Regions from separate parts of the Homo sapiens genome. Here all the other regions are linked to region 1. A link is a contact called in ENCODE Hi-C or POLR2A ChIA-PET data. All regions are on one chromosome and are shown on one strand. The core of a region is the stretch at or near the end of the contact, and the rest is flanking DNA. Distances in the headings are between cores, read along the strand shown. Region 1 has its middle 98 kb from the start of SSBP2. Region 2 overlaps SSBP2 (single stranded DNA binding protein 2). Region 3 holds the start of ACOT12 (acyl-CoA thioesterase 12).

Evidence for each region. A loop is a pair of places that touch in the nucleus more often than their neighbours do. ChIA-PET counts read pairs that join two places held with the same protein, here RNA polymerase II (POLR2A). Pooled maps may share reads with other maps.
Region 2: a map of CD4-positive, alpha-beta T cell shows a loop between it and region 1 (3-fold over the local background). The contact joins two enhancer-like sites. A Hi-C loop is called at or near these places in 1 of 168 maps with a recorded cell type or tissue (CD4-positive, alpha-beta T cell) and 6 of 50 pooled maps. POLR2A ChIA-PET finds 5 or more read pairs at or near these places in 3 of 52 experiments (AG04449, CD4-positive, alpha-beta T cell and OCI-LY7).
Region 3: POLR2A ChIA-PET joins it to region 1 with 12 read pairs in WTC11. The contact joins the promoter of ACOT12 here to the enhancer-like site in region 1. POLR2A ChIA-PET finds 5 or more read pairs at or near these places in 3 of 52 experiments (WTC11 and activated naive CD4-positive, alpha-beta T cell).

What each region holds. Positions count from the first base shown.
Region 1 is chr5:81,847,044-81,851,526 of GRCh38, forward strand. No RefSeq gene overlaps it. Among named protein-coding and RNA genes, the nearest start is that of SSBP2, 98 kb to the left of the region's middle. Within about 2 kb of position 2,753, at least 4 of the 41 ENCODE cell types and tissues checked have a DNase peak (open chromatin) inside an H3K27ac peak, as active enhancers do.
Region 2 is chr5:81,535,707-81,540,214 of GRCh38, forward strand. The region is part of intron 4 of SSBP2 (single stranded DNA binding protein 2); the gene reads right to left. Among named protein-coding and RNA genes, the nearest start is that of ACOT12, 140 kb to the left of the region's middle. Within about 2 kb of position 2,590, at least 3 of the 41 ENCODE cell types and tissues checked have a DNase peak (open chromatin) inside an H3K27ac peak, as active enhancers do.
Region 3 is chr5:81,391,337-81,396,165 of GRCh38, forward strand. It overlaps ACOT12 (acyl-CoA thioesterase 12), which reads right to left and starts at 2,798. Exons shown (of 15, transcript NM_130767.3): 1 at 2,652-2,798. The coding sequence starts at 2,778.

The sequences.
Region 1 (4,483 bases), core at 1,503-4,002:
ACCAAATGTTCTGTGTCACTGCTAGGGTCTGAAATTGCTGTTTGGCAACAAAAGCTCTCTCGGGTCAGGGAAGCAGTTGCTTTCCCCTAAATTTTTCTTTTAAAAAATCCTCTGCAGTTGACCTCATTGTTCACCATTCTGCAGATGAGAAAGGACTCAATTGTTTTCAGCTGAGAGTTCCACATAGCAATCACAATAATGCCAGAATCATACAAACCACTGAATTAAGGTGGCTCCCCAACCCGCTATCACCAGGCTGTTGACAGGCGAAGAGCTGAAGCCATCTTTGATATATATTTCCCATCCTCTCTTCCCTGGAATGTTATTAGGCACATTAGGTTCTAACTGGAGCACTAATCATTGAATCATTTATTATTCTGCACATGCCCCTTACTGGTAGTCAGTGAAACTCAGATGAGAATACCCCACCCAGGATTTGATTGTGATGACACATGGCAAGATGTCAAGCATCTCCAGAGGCCTTAGATGTTTGGCCTATTGCCATTTGAGAAATGGCCTCTGATTTTCATTTAGACTTCATGAGGATGTTGCAAAAAATTGTTCTTATAACTGGTGCTATCTGTAATTCTTAATGGTAGTCTTGGAAATGTGGTAGCATTGTACAGTTGGGCTTATAGTCTCTGAAGAATCTTTGCTGTCTCAGAAGAACTCAAGGAAACTGAATTTCCAGACCTGGCAAAGATCCATTTTTTAAAACTGCTTGTTTAGCCTTGTTGCCTTGAGTCAAATAAAGCAAGTTACTTTATGAAGCATGAACAATGGCAGAAACATATCATTAAAATGTTAATTTAATTTGACTTGTTGAGGTAAGAATTCAGACAGTTTGGTTTACCGAAAAGAGACTGGGATTAGTGGTACTGTTGTTGATCTGGAATGAATCTGGTCATGTGAATGAGAGTTCTAAGGCAAAGAGAATGGGTGTAGTTATGAAGACTTTCTACCTTTGCTGTAGGTTCAGGACTAAAGTATAAAATGTGCTTTCTTCAGTTGTTCATTTTGTACTTTTGACACACATTAAATCCACTTTTAAGAGGTAGGTAAATTTAATATGTATTTGGCTGATAAGTTTAAATTTGTGATCATATGTTTTTCATTTATTCCTCCCTTTTCCTCACTTCTCTGAACCAAAATGGGATGAAGGTCTCATTCTCAAATGCTGTGATCTTGTTTTGCAAATCACCAACGGGTCCATCGTATAAGTTAAAACTTTGCAGGCCCAGGTGTCACAAGAGTATTCTTTTCTATTTGCCAAGATAAAATCCCGACTTATGGCTTGGGACCATATTGTAAAATGTAAATAACATTTTAATGAGTACTATAGAGGAAGACTTTGCTGGGCCAGTTGCCCACCACTGAAGGGCTGGATTTAAGTGTACCTTGGGTTATAATGAAACTAGTTTGGTGGTCTTAGCCTCCCTAGTAGACATTTTCCCACATTAGAAAACCAGCACAGGATTTCATGCAATTCCGTACAAAGGACAATTGCAGTTCTGCTCAAAACCAGAACTGGAGTGTGGATGGGGTAACTAGAGGAGAAGCTAGAGGAGGAAGAACAACAGGGAGCCTTTCAATCCAAAGTTAAACTCCTGCCTAGATTTAGGAGGAAAAGGGAAGGGGAAAAATAATTGCATATGTATTTTTATTTCTGTCCACATTCTGTAATCTCAAATACCATCTGAAGATATCTTCTCCTTTCCATTTCCTGCACTGTCCATGTTCTTGACTCTGTGAGAATATGTATTTCAAAAACTTTGACTAAAAGCATTGTGTTAACCTCTCTATACTAGTAACTCCAGCTCCTGGAGCTGTAGGACTCAACACCCACATCTCAACTAGATTCCATAGAAATTGTATTCATGTGTTTCTTACCTCTCCTGATTCCAAATTCATCTTTTCTAACTAGCTGCATCTCACTTGTCCCTTAACCAAGGTGCCGTCCCAGTTCCCATAGGGGGCCCTTTGTAATGACAGGTACACACCTTCATCTCTTAGTTTTTGCACTAGTCTATATGGAAGTTAATGCCTAATCATATACATTTGATACTCTATTACTGTTCTAATTGACTGACTGAAAGTATAAGCCAACCTTTTAAAGCTAGAGGAAGAAAACCCCAAGCGTAAGATGCTACACTCCTGACCTCACTATACTTCAACGAAAGAGAATTATTCAGTCCTTTTTCTCTTTGGAAAAAGACTCTGGCTCTAAATCCCTTAATGATTCTACCTGATTTAAATCTGACTATAATCCTGCATGGTAAATTAAGATTCTGCACCTTTTCACCCTTGCTTTTGGAATAATGTGTCTAACCCAACACCTGCCTAAAGAGATCAGATCCTCTAAATGATCCAAAGCCATTCTGCTTGGGAATGGAAACCGTAGCATCAGCTCCAAGAGAAGCAAATGGTGCTAACTCCCTCTGACTCGGACAGTGCTTCCACTCATGGGGGCTTCATAAGTGGTTGCATTTAGAGACCCGCTCCCTGAAAAAAAGGATATCTGTTTCTTCCAATTGCATGTGGAGTTCCCTGAACAGTCATTACAGGTCTCTTCCAGCATCCCCTTCCCTTCAATGTCCCCCACCCCCATTCCCACTCCCAGTAAAATTAGACAAGCCTATATTCTACTTAGAGGAAGAAGGTATTGTCCCTGGGAGGTTCCCAGGTCCCCAGCCATTAGAAGAAATCTCCAGGTCTGTCTCAGCACAGTACTTCCCTGTAGCAGGATAATGTGCCCTTCCTGGAGCTGGGCCGACTTTGCCCTAAGGTTACATTTCTACACAAAGAAGCCTTTAAGGGTGCTGTTGCAGGCCTCCACACTGGAGGTTTATATCTGTCAATCTTAGAAAAAAAGGAGGCTGTAATAAAACTGCAGGAGCCAGCAGTGGGGGATTACAACTCCAGGATCAGAGGAGGTCTGCCTCACAGCCCCGCTAGATGCTGAGATTGGCCTCTCTGAGGATGGAGAACAATAAAGCGGAAGGAATTTAAGTCAATTGGCTGCTGGATTGCATTAGCAGGACTCAGAGAAGGGGCACTTGCTGAGGGTGGTGCCTGGATTCTTGGCCGCTGCCCTTGTGCCAACCAAGCTGGGAGATCCAGAGTCTGAGGGAATGAGAAAAGTTCACCCAAGTCCAACAAGTTGGGGAGGCCTGTGGCATGCAGACACCCAAATTGGAGACTGTGTGTGCTGCAGCCATTGCAGCTCCAAGTGTAATTTAGTTGATTTACAGTTAATATGAGCAAATATTAATTAAGGTTTCAGTGAGTGACCATGATAGGCAGAAAAACAGGAAATACATCAGAAGGTGTGCTGGAACACTTTGCAAAGAAAACAGGAGGAAAAGCAAAAGTAGTGGCCTCTGGGAGCTGGGCAAAGAGAGTATTGGGGGAGTCTGAAAGTGGACCTGCCTGGTGGAAGGCATGCAGGTGGGGGAGGTGGAGTAGAGAATAGAGAAGAGAATAGCTGAGACTAGAGAGGACATCACTGACACCTGCCCAGCAGCTCTGCAGCCTTGAATTTGGCAGTGTGGTCCTGATGCCTGCATGGAAGGCTTGTTGGACCCAGCTTGAGAGCTTCCTAAAATATCCTTGGGCCTGATGCAATATCACTTTGTGATGGCACTGCATTGCGATGTGGTGACAGGATAACCTGGTGGTGGAGAGGGAAGGCCTTTTATGTCTTCATATGATTTCATCTGAGAGAGGCCAAATGAGCCCGGCACTCCCAAAGGAGAATGGGTGGGTTGGAAGAGTGGTTAAGCTCTCTGATGTGGAAGGAATAGAGTTCCCGTCCACCCACCCCCACGACAGAGGGCTAGATGCCTGGGAGATGCTCAGTTAGGAGAGGGAAACTCTGGAGGACAATCCCAAGGGGCCTCTCAGCAGTTCACAGGGGCTCTAAAACGCTAAGGGGAGGAAGAGCAGTGTTAACATCAGCCTTCACCTGGAGAAGGCAGCACAAAGAACAGGGCAGCTTCCCCCTAGAATATGCCCTCTGAGTAAGGGAAAAGGAGTTGGATTGGGAAAGGAGAGACGACACAGGCCTAGTGTGGAGAAAGCCACCAGGAGCTCCAGCACTCTCCAAGGTTTGGCCTAGGTCATCTCCAAATAAAAACAGTTTGCCTAGCTCTAGGCAAGCCCTTGTTCTGCATAATGATTTGAATTTTGAAATGTGACTTAAACCTTGCAAAGGAATGCAACTCTTTTCTCCCTCCCCCAGGCCATTCTATCTTTCTTAGAGGGCCAGAGGTGGATCAGAGGGAGGAAGGTTTAAAATTTTAGCCCCTTTACCAAAACATGGAAAGTGTCAACCACTAAGTCTCCCGCCATCCCCGCCCCCAATGCTCAAAGTGTTCAAAACTAAAAGCTACAGCATCTTTTCAGCAAGTAATCAGCACAAGTTGAAAGGCACATGCTGTTGCATTTCTGATCAGATTGTATGTTAAGCAGGAAAATATACCCC
Region 2 (4,508 bases), core at 1,340-3,839, 310 kb before region 1:
CAAAAAGAGAAAAATGAATCTAAACACAGACCTTACACCCTTTAGAAAAATTACATCAAAATGGACCACAGACATACAAGTAAAATGCAAAACTATAAAACTTCTAGATAATAACATATAATAAAATCAAGATGACCTTTAAGATACAATACCAAAGGCATGATTCCATGAAAAAAAAATTATAACATGGACTTCATTAGAATTAAAAAACTTCTGCTCTGTAAAATACATTGTCAAGAGAGTGAGAAGACAAGCCACAGACTGGGAGAAAATATTTGCAAAAGACATATCTGATAAATAACTGTTACAAAAATATACAAACAACTTTTAAAAATGCAATAATAATAAACAGCCCAATAAAAATGGACCAAAGACCCAGATATCTCAGCAAAGGAGATATACAGATGGCAAATGAGCATATGAAAAGAGGTCCTACATAATATGTTATTGGGGAAATGCAAATTAAAACGAGATTCCATTATATGCATATTAGAATGGCCAATATGTAGATCAATTACAACATAAATGCTGGTAAGGATATGGAGCAACAGGAACTCTCCTTCAAAATGCAAAAGATACAACCACTTTGGAAGAAAATCTGGTAACTTCTTTTTTTAACTTTTATTTTAAGCTCAGGGGTACACATACAGGTTTGTTAGATAGGTAAACTTGTGTCATGGGGGTTCGTTGTACAGGTTATTTCATCACCCAGGTATTAAGCCTAGTACCTCTTAGTTATTTTTCCTGATCCCCTTTCTCCTCCCAACCTCCACCCACCTGATAGGCCCCAGTAACTTCTTAAAAAACTAAATATATTCTTACCATAAGATTCAGCAGTTGCTCTTCTTGGTATTTAGCCAAAGGAGTTGAAAACCAAGTCCATACAAAAGCTTGCACATAGATGTTTACAGTAGCTTTATTCACAATTGCCAAAACTTGAAAGCAAACAAGATCTTTTTAAAAACTTCACCTATGCGCTTAACTCTATCACAGGACAGGAAAAATTACCTTATTTTCAGATATTGTGGTACTGAAACAGTATGTGTTGCTATATCTTAAAAATATTGTACTTTGGGAGGCCAAGGAGGGCGGATCATGAGGTCAGGAAATCAAGACCATCCTGGCTAACATGGTGAAACACCATCTCTACTAAAAATACAAAAAATTATCAGGGTGTGGTGGTGCTCGCCTGTAATCCCAGCTAGGAGAATTGCTTGAACCCAGGAGGCGGAGGTTGCAGTGAACTGAGATCACAACACTGCACTCCAGCTTGGGCAACAGAGCAAGACTCTGTCTCAAAAAAAAAAAAAATTGTAGCAATTGATTTCTGTTTTAGGAAAGATTAGATTCATTTTCTAAAAGGAATTTTGAAACATTTAAAAATTTCGTTAGTTGACTTTCTCCAAAAAAGTGAGGGATTGTGATTAATATCCTTAACGTGCTCTGATCTCACTGGGCTTGTCTGACTTTATTGCTTAATAAAATCCAAATTTTTGGGGGGGATTTCTGTGATGAACATCTAAAGGTTAACTTACCTAAAAATCTTCTTAACTACTGATGACCTATTTTTCTTCTTATGGGGGTGGAGGCTTTGAGTTGGACTGAAGACAATGCTGATGAGACCTGAGACAATTCTCATATGAATTTGTCTGTTCTGCAACTAGGCCACAGGTGGCATCCTTAACTCTAGAAAGACATTTCAAAATTTCAGTGACCATCATGAGAAACAGGAGACAGCTTATTCTGGGATTAAAAAAACCCATCATCACTGAATAGAGACATACCTCACTTTATTGCACTTCACAGATATTGTGGTTGTTTTTGTTATTGTTTGTTTTTACAAATTCAAGGTTTGTGGCAACCATACCTTGAACAAGTCTCCATTCATCATTTATCCAACAGCATGTGCTCATTCAGGTCTGTCACATTTGGTAATTCTTGTAATACTTTATCATTATATCTGTTACGATTATCTGTTATCAGTGATCTCAGATGTTACTATTGTAGGACACCGTGAACCACACCCATACAAGACAAACATAATCCATAGATGGGTGTGTTCTGAGTGCTTTACCTACTGGCTGTTCCCCATCTCTGTCCCTCTCCTCAGGCTTCCCTATTCCCTGAGACACAACAATATTGAAATTAGGCCAATATTGAAATTATAACGGCCTCTAAGTGTTCATGCAAAAGGAAAAAGTTGCACTCTCCCATTTTAAAACAAAAGCTAAAAATGACAATAATATTAAAATTAGGCCAATTAATAACCCTATAATGGCCCCTAAGTGTTTCAAGTAAAAGGAAAAAGTTGCACATCTCTCACTCTAAATCAAAAGCTAAAAATGATCAAGCTCAGTGAGTAAGGCACGTCAAAAGCCAAGATAGGCCGAAAGCTAGTCCTCTTGTACCAAACAGTCAAGTTGTGAATGCAAAGGAAAAGTTCTTGAAGGAAATTAAAAGTGCTACTCCAGTGAAACACAGATGATAAGAAAGCAAAACAGCCTTACTGTTTATACAGAGAAAGATTTAGTGATGTGGATAGAAGATCAAACCAGCCACAACATTTCCTTAAGCCAAAGCCGAATACAGAGCAAGGCCCTAAGTCTCTTCAATTGAGTGGTAAGAGAGCAGCAGACAAAAAGTCTGATGTTGGCAGAAACTGGTTCATGAAGTTTAAGGAAGGAAGCTGTCTTTAGAACAAAACGGTGCACAGTGAAGCAGTAAGTGCTGATGTAGAAGCTGCACCAAGTTATCCAGAAGATCTAGCTAAGATCACTGATTATGGTGGTTATACCAAACAACAGATTTTCAGTGTAGATGAAACAGCCTTCTATTGAAAGATGCCATGTAGAACTTTCATAGCTAAAGAGCAGAAGTCAATGCATGCTTTCAAATATTCAAAGGCTGATTCTCTTGTTAGGCTGGTTCTCTTGTTAGCAGCTAATGCAGTTGGGGGCTTTAAGCTGAAGCCAATGCTCATTTACCATTCTGAAAATCCTATGGCCCTTCAGAATTACACTAAATCTACTCTGCCTGTGTTCTATAAATGGAACAACAAAGCCTGGGTGACAGCACATCTGTTCACAGAATGGTTTACCGAATATTTGAAGCCCACTGTTGAGACCTGCTACACGGAAGTCCTCTGCTGTTCATTGACAATGCATCTAGTCACCCAAGAGCTCTGATGAAGATATACAAGGAGACTGATGTTGTTTTCCTGACTGCAAACACAATATCTATTCTGCAGCCCATGGATCATGGCGTAACTTTGACTTTCAAGACTTATTATTTAAGAAATATATTTCATAAGGCTTTAACTGCCACAAATAGTGAATCCTTCGATGGGTCTGGAAAAAGTAAATAGAAAACCTTCTGGAAAGAATTCATTATTCTAGATGCTATTAAGAACATTTGTGATTCACGGGAGGAGATTAAAATAGTAACATAAACTAGAGTTTGGAAGTAGTTGATTCCAACCCTTGTGGATGACTTTAAGGGGTTCAAGACTTGAGTGGAAGAAGTCACTGCAAATGTAGTGGAAATAGAGGGAGAACAAGAATTACAAGTGGAGCCTGAAGATGTGACTGAATTGCTGCCAATCTCACGATATCAAACTTGACAGATGAGTTGCTTCTTATGGATGAGCAAAGAGAGTGGTTTCTTGAGATAGAATCTACTGGTGAAGATGCTATGAACACTGCTGAAACGATTACAAAAGATTTAGAATATTACATAAACTGAGTTGATAAAGCAGCGGCAAGGTTTAAGACTAAAACTGACTCCAATTTTGAAGTTCTACTGTGGGTCAAATGCCATCAAACAGTATTGTATGCTATTGAGAAATCATTTGTGAAAGGAAAAGTCATTCAATGTGGCAAACTTCATTGTTGTCTTATTTTAAGAAACTGCCACAGCCACCCCAGCATTCAGCAACCACCACTCTGATCAGTCAGCTGCCATCAATATCAAGGCAAGACCTTCCAACAGCAAAAAGATTTTGACTCACTGAAGGCTCAGAGAATTGTTGCCATTTCTTAGCAATAATTTTTTTATTATACTTTAAGTTCTGGATTACATGTGCAGAACGTGCAGGTTTGTTACATAGGTATACACGTGCCATGGAAGTTTGCTGCACCCGTCAACCCGTCATCTACATTAGGTATTTCTCCTAATGCTATCCCTCCCTTAGCCCCCCACCCCGACAGGCCCCGGTGTGTGATGTTCCCCTCCCTGTGTCCATGTGTTCTCATTGTTCAACTCTCACTTATGAGTGAGAACATGCAGTGTTTGGTTTTCTTTTCCTGTGTTAGTTTGCTGAGAATGATGGTTTCCAGCTTCGTCCATGTCCCTACAAAGGACATGAACTCATCCTTTTTTATGGCTGCATAGTATTCCATGGTGTATATGTGCCACATTTTCTTTATCCAGTCTATCATTGATGGGCATTTGGGTTGGTTCCAAGTCTTTGCTATTGTGAATGGTGCCGCAATAAACATATGTGTGCATGC
Region 3 (4,829 bases), core at 1,548-4,047, 460 kb before region 1:
GCTGGGAGCAGACTGGCATTTTCTTTCAGGCTTCAAGTCATTTATAAAACAAACACAGAAAAAGCCAACACCACTTTGTTCTTTCATGTGTTAACTTTCAAGTGTTATAAGCCTACTTTTGTTCACTTTTCACCTGCCTTAAGTCTCTTTTATTTAGTGTTTTGCCCAGAGTTTATAATTATTATCTGTGGGAGATTTTTTAGTAGGAAGCACTTGAACATCTTAGAAAAATCCTTAAAGCCCTTGGTGAAGAAAAGAAAGGGAAAAATGAACAAAACATATGACATGATCAATCAGATTAGCATCTTCAAAGATTACTTTAGAAGCAGTGTGGAGAGGAGACCAGAACGAATGGAGATGAGTTTGGAAATCACTGCTGAAGTCTGCATGAAACATGATGATAGCTTGGAGTAGATGGTCGCAATGGGGGTGCAGCAAAGTGCTTGGATTTCAGAGACTCCTTTAGGGGGTAACACTGATAGGACTTGCTCCATGCATAGAGTATGTGAAGTGAGAAGTAAGGTGGAGAGAGAAATATCAAGGATGACTCCTAGACTTTTGACTTGCTCAACTAGATGAGTTGGGTGCCACTCCAGAGATAGTAAACCCTGGAAAAGATTCACAAATAAAAAACCGTGTGTGTGAGATGTTCCAAAATAATACATGGACGTGTGAGATAGAGGATTACTCAGATAGCTTCAAGACTTTAGACTTAAGGGACTGGAAAAATAATGGGGCCACTGACAGAAGTAAGGATAGTGAGAATATTTCATCTTTCTTTAAATATTGAGAAGACATTTTGGAATCCAGCAGTGCCTAGGGGTCATAGAAATGCCTTGGGGGCCATGACTGGGATTGCAGTAATGTGGCTAAAGAGATAATGCTGGCCTATAAAAAACTCTGAGAAAATCCCAGAGAAATCAGTTTTATATTACTACACAGATTCAGTTACACCTTGGCTAAATAATGTCCCCTGCTTATGTGGTGCCTCAGGTCACCATAAAGTGTTTAACACAGGCGTTATTCATGTTGCCCAAACCAACTTTATCATACAGGTTTTCTTAATATTAGTAACATTATCAGTTATTAATATTATACTACTAATAGTAATGTAACTATTAAGGTATAGAGTAATTGATTGTCAATTGGATCTTTCCATGGTTTCCAAAGATGTCAGGTCATAGAAATGATGACAATTGCAGGTGGGCCATTGTTTCTCCATCACAAGACAGAGGCACTAAGCAAGGTAACTAAAAGTCACTTCAGTGGTCTCATAATGTATTCAGTTGCCTTGGAAACAGGCATCATTATTATTAGCAACCTCAGTGGTTTATGTATTATTCTTTTTTCCTATGTGTGGATTAATTTTGTATTCATGTTTCCATTGTTAATATAACCAATCTCAAATCCTGTTAAAAAAAAAAAAGGCTTAAACGAATCATTGATTTCTCACAATTGTGGAGGCAGGGAAGTTCCAAATCGAGGTGCTTGCCCATTGTAGGTCCTAGTGAGGGCTCTCTTCCTGGCCTGTGGATGGCTGTCTTCCTGCTGTGGCCTCACATGGCAGAGAGAAGCTCTCCAGTGTCTCTTCTTATAAGGACATTAATTGTATGGGACCAGGATTCCACTCTTATGACCTCATTAGCCTTAATTCTTCACTCCAAATAGAGTCACACCAGGGGTTAGGACTTCAGTGTATAAATTTCGGTGGGTGGTGTGGGGGATATAATTCAGTCCTTAATAAATGTTTTTGCCATTTTTACTGTCATTCTGTCACAAGAACACAGTGGAGTTTTCCAGAGACTACATAAGGGTGTGGTAGCAGCAGGGTGAATGCAGAAGCAGGTATGAGTAGTCAGCAATCCTCCACTAGCCAGACCTTAGAGAGACTCGCCAGGATGTAACCTTTATCACCACTCCTCTCGCTACACTTTTGTTCTTGTGGAAAATAGTTATTTCTTAATTAAAAATGTTATGCTAACAATGTAGTCCATTTCTTTTTTAAAAATAATTAAAAATTTTAAATTTCCATTACGGTAAATGTGATATAAATAGCCTACATAAACAAAAGCTGCCTGGGTGCGGTGGCTCATGCCTGTAATCCCAACACTTTGGGAGGCTGGGGCCTCCCAACACTTCAGGATCACTTGAGTCCAGGCGTTTGAGACCAGCCTGGGCAACATAGTGAGACCCCATCTCTACAAAAGCAAAACAAAACAAAACTCCCAAAGTCAGCTGGGCCTGGTGGCGTGCGTCTGTGGTCCTAGTTACTCTGGAGGCTGAGGTGGGAGGATCGCTTTAGCTCAGGAGGTCGAGGCTGCAGCGACCTCTGATGGCGCCACCGCTCTCCAGCCCGGGAGAGAGCTCAACAACAACAACAACAAACAAACAAACAAAAAACCCCGCAGAAGCTCTCTGGGCTCCTCACTTGTTTAATGGAATGAAGGAGTCCCGAGAGCCACACATTTGGGAACCACCGGTCTCGGCCATGCCCAGCGCGGGCGCACTGTTGCAACACCCCTATCCCTGGCTGCGCAGGGTTCAGCTCTCCGCAAGTACCTTCCTCGCCTTCCTACCCCCCCCAGCCCCCAGCCGCCGCCGCTCCCGCAGCCCCGGTCCCGCGCCTCCCCGCAGCCCCGGCGCCCGCCTACCCGCCAGGCAGGCGGTGGTGTCGATCCACTTGAGCAGCTGCCCCGCGCTCAGCTCGCCGCGCGCAGTGGCGTGCGCCGGCTGGATGGCTTGGCTCATGACCACCTCGCCGGGCGCCGGCCGCTCCATGGCCAGGGCGAGAGCGCTACGCCTGCGGCCCCCGACACCCCACCATGCCCGCTCCGCCCGCCCCGCCCTCCCCGCCCAGCTCCAGAGGGCACTGGCGCCGCCCGCCCGGGCCGCGAACCCCTGGCCGCCAGGTGGTGGGAGCTGCGAGTGAGGGGGCCCGCACTGTCATCCCAGGACTATCGCGAGTGGGGGAAAACCAGCGCTCTCGGGTCTCAGGAGAAGTCTGGGAAGTGCGCGGGGAGGGGGCTCCCGGGTAGACAGGTCTGGAAGGCGGCTCCCCGAGAGCCGGAGCGCGAGGAACAGCTTTTGAGATAAAAAAGCTGTTACACTTTCTAGAGCTGCTATCAGTGACTGTACAAAGCAGTCCTCATTAGGGAAACAGTGTCTCCAGAAAACCTCCAGCATCTAATGGATTGGTGGATGTCTGACTGTCAGGGGAGGCTGCTCCAGGGAGCACATTTACGATGGAGAACTGGAAACCCGGAGAAGTGGAGCAAGCAGCTGAGGTGATAGGAGCCGATAAGCGACCCGATCACCTGGCTGGAACCCAGGGCTCCTGACTGTCCGGAATAGCACGAAGAAGCCTAGCCGACTCTCACGAATTGGTGGTGCCTTTTCATCCTTATATTTTTGGCTTGCCAAGCCTCAGCATGGCGACATCAGAATGGAGATTCTGGTATTTTTCTTTCCTTTTTAAAAGATTTTTTTTAAAATGAAAGTGAAGAAATAAGGAAATGTTGACTTGATAGCTTTTAGGAGCCTCTGTGTATAGGTTTCAGGACAATCCAATCATAAATAGGAATTGCATGTTTTCACTGAGGCAAGCATGAAGTCTGACTTATATAAAAGGCATTAAAATAACTTTTAAAAGCAAACAAAAACTTGTGCATCCAAGATGGTCCCATTATGTAGCTATACACTTATTTCAATGATAACGTTATTACATCGCTTTTGGCACTCCTCCTTGGAAAATGCCTTTTTAATGACTTCTGTATTGAGAAATCATAATTTAGGAATTGATAGATTATCATATATTCACTCCATCTACCAATAACTCTGTGAGAGTCATTTATTGACCTTGGACTTGGCCATGTGGCTTGCTTAAGAATGGAATGTGGAGAGATAGCAGTGTACCACCAGTCTTGCCTTTAGAAGCACCGTGTTTCTGTTCTCAGGAACATCTGACCTCTGCCATGAGGTCAAGTAGCTGCCTATTAGCATCTGGGTACCAGACTGAATTCACGTATTGCAGAGGCATCTCAGCCAGCCGGAGGACTCACAGCCTGAAGCAGAGCAACCCAGCAGACATGAAGACTCTTGAGTGAGACATAACTACTTATTGTTGTGTGCCACTGTGATTTTGGGGGTTGTCTGTTATGCAGCAATAGCTGACAGTTACATGAGTGAACTGTATTAATATTTGGGAAGTTTATTAAATTACTGGAAATAAAGTTTGCATTTAGGCTGGGTTGTATTATTTTGGGTAAAAAGTGGTGACTAAAGTGGTGATATTGAATTATGTGTATGGTTGTATACTTGGTTTCTTATAAACTAAAGAAACTTAGGCCAGGCGCAGTGGCTCATGCCTATAATCCCAGCACTTTGGGAGGCTGAGGTTAGGTAAATTGCTTGAGCTCAGGAGTTCAAGACCAGCCTGAGCAACATGGTGAAACCCTCTCTCTACCAAAAATACAAGAATTAGTTGGGCGTGGTGGTGTGTCCCTGTGGTCCCAGCTACTCAGGAGGCTGAGGCAGGAGGATCACTTGAGCCAAAAAGGCAGAGGTTGCAGTGAGCTTGAGTCTCAAAAAAAAAAAAAAAAAAAAAGAAAAAGAAGAAGAAATTTCAAAAATGTTTACGCATAAGTGTAAGAGGATGGGTTTCCAAAATGATTTTCTTGAAGGGGACAGCATGTGTATATTTGTGTGTTTGTCTAGAGATGTTGCTTTAAAAGCAGACATGGTACACAAATTCACTGCTGTGTTTTCTTATCTTTATTATCTCCTGTTTAGATGTCTTCAGATTATGGTTTCATATCTTTTGTTGGTTTCAT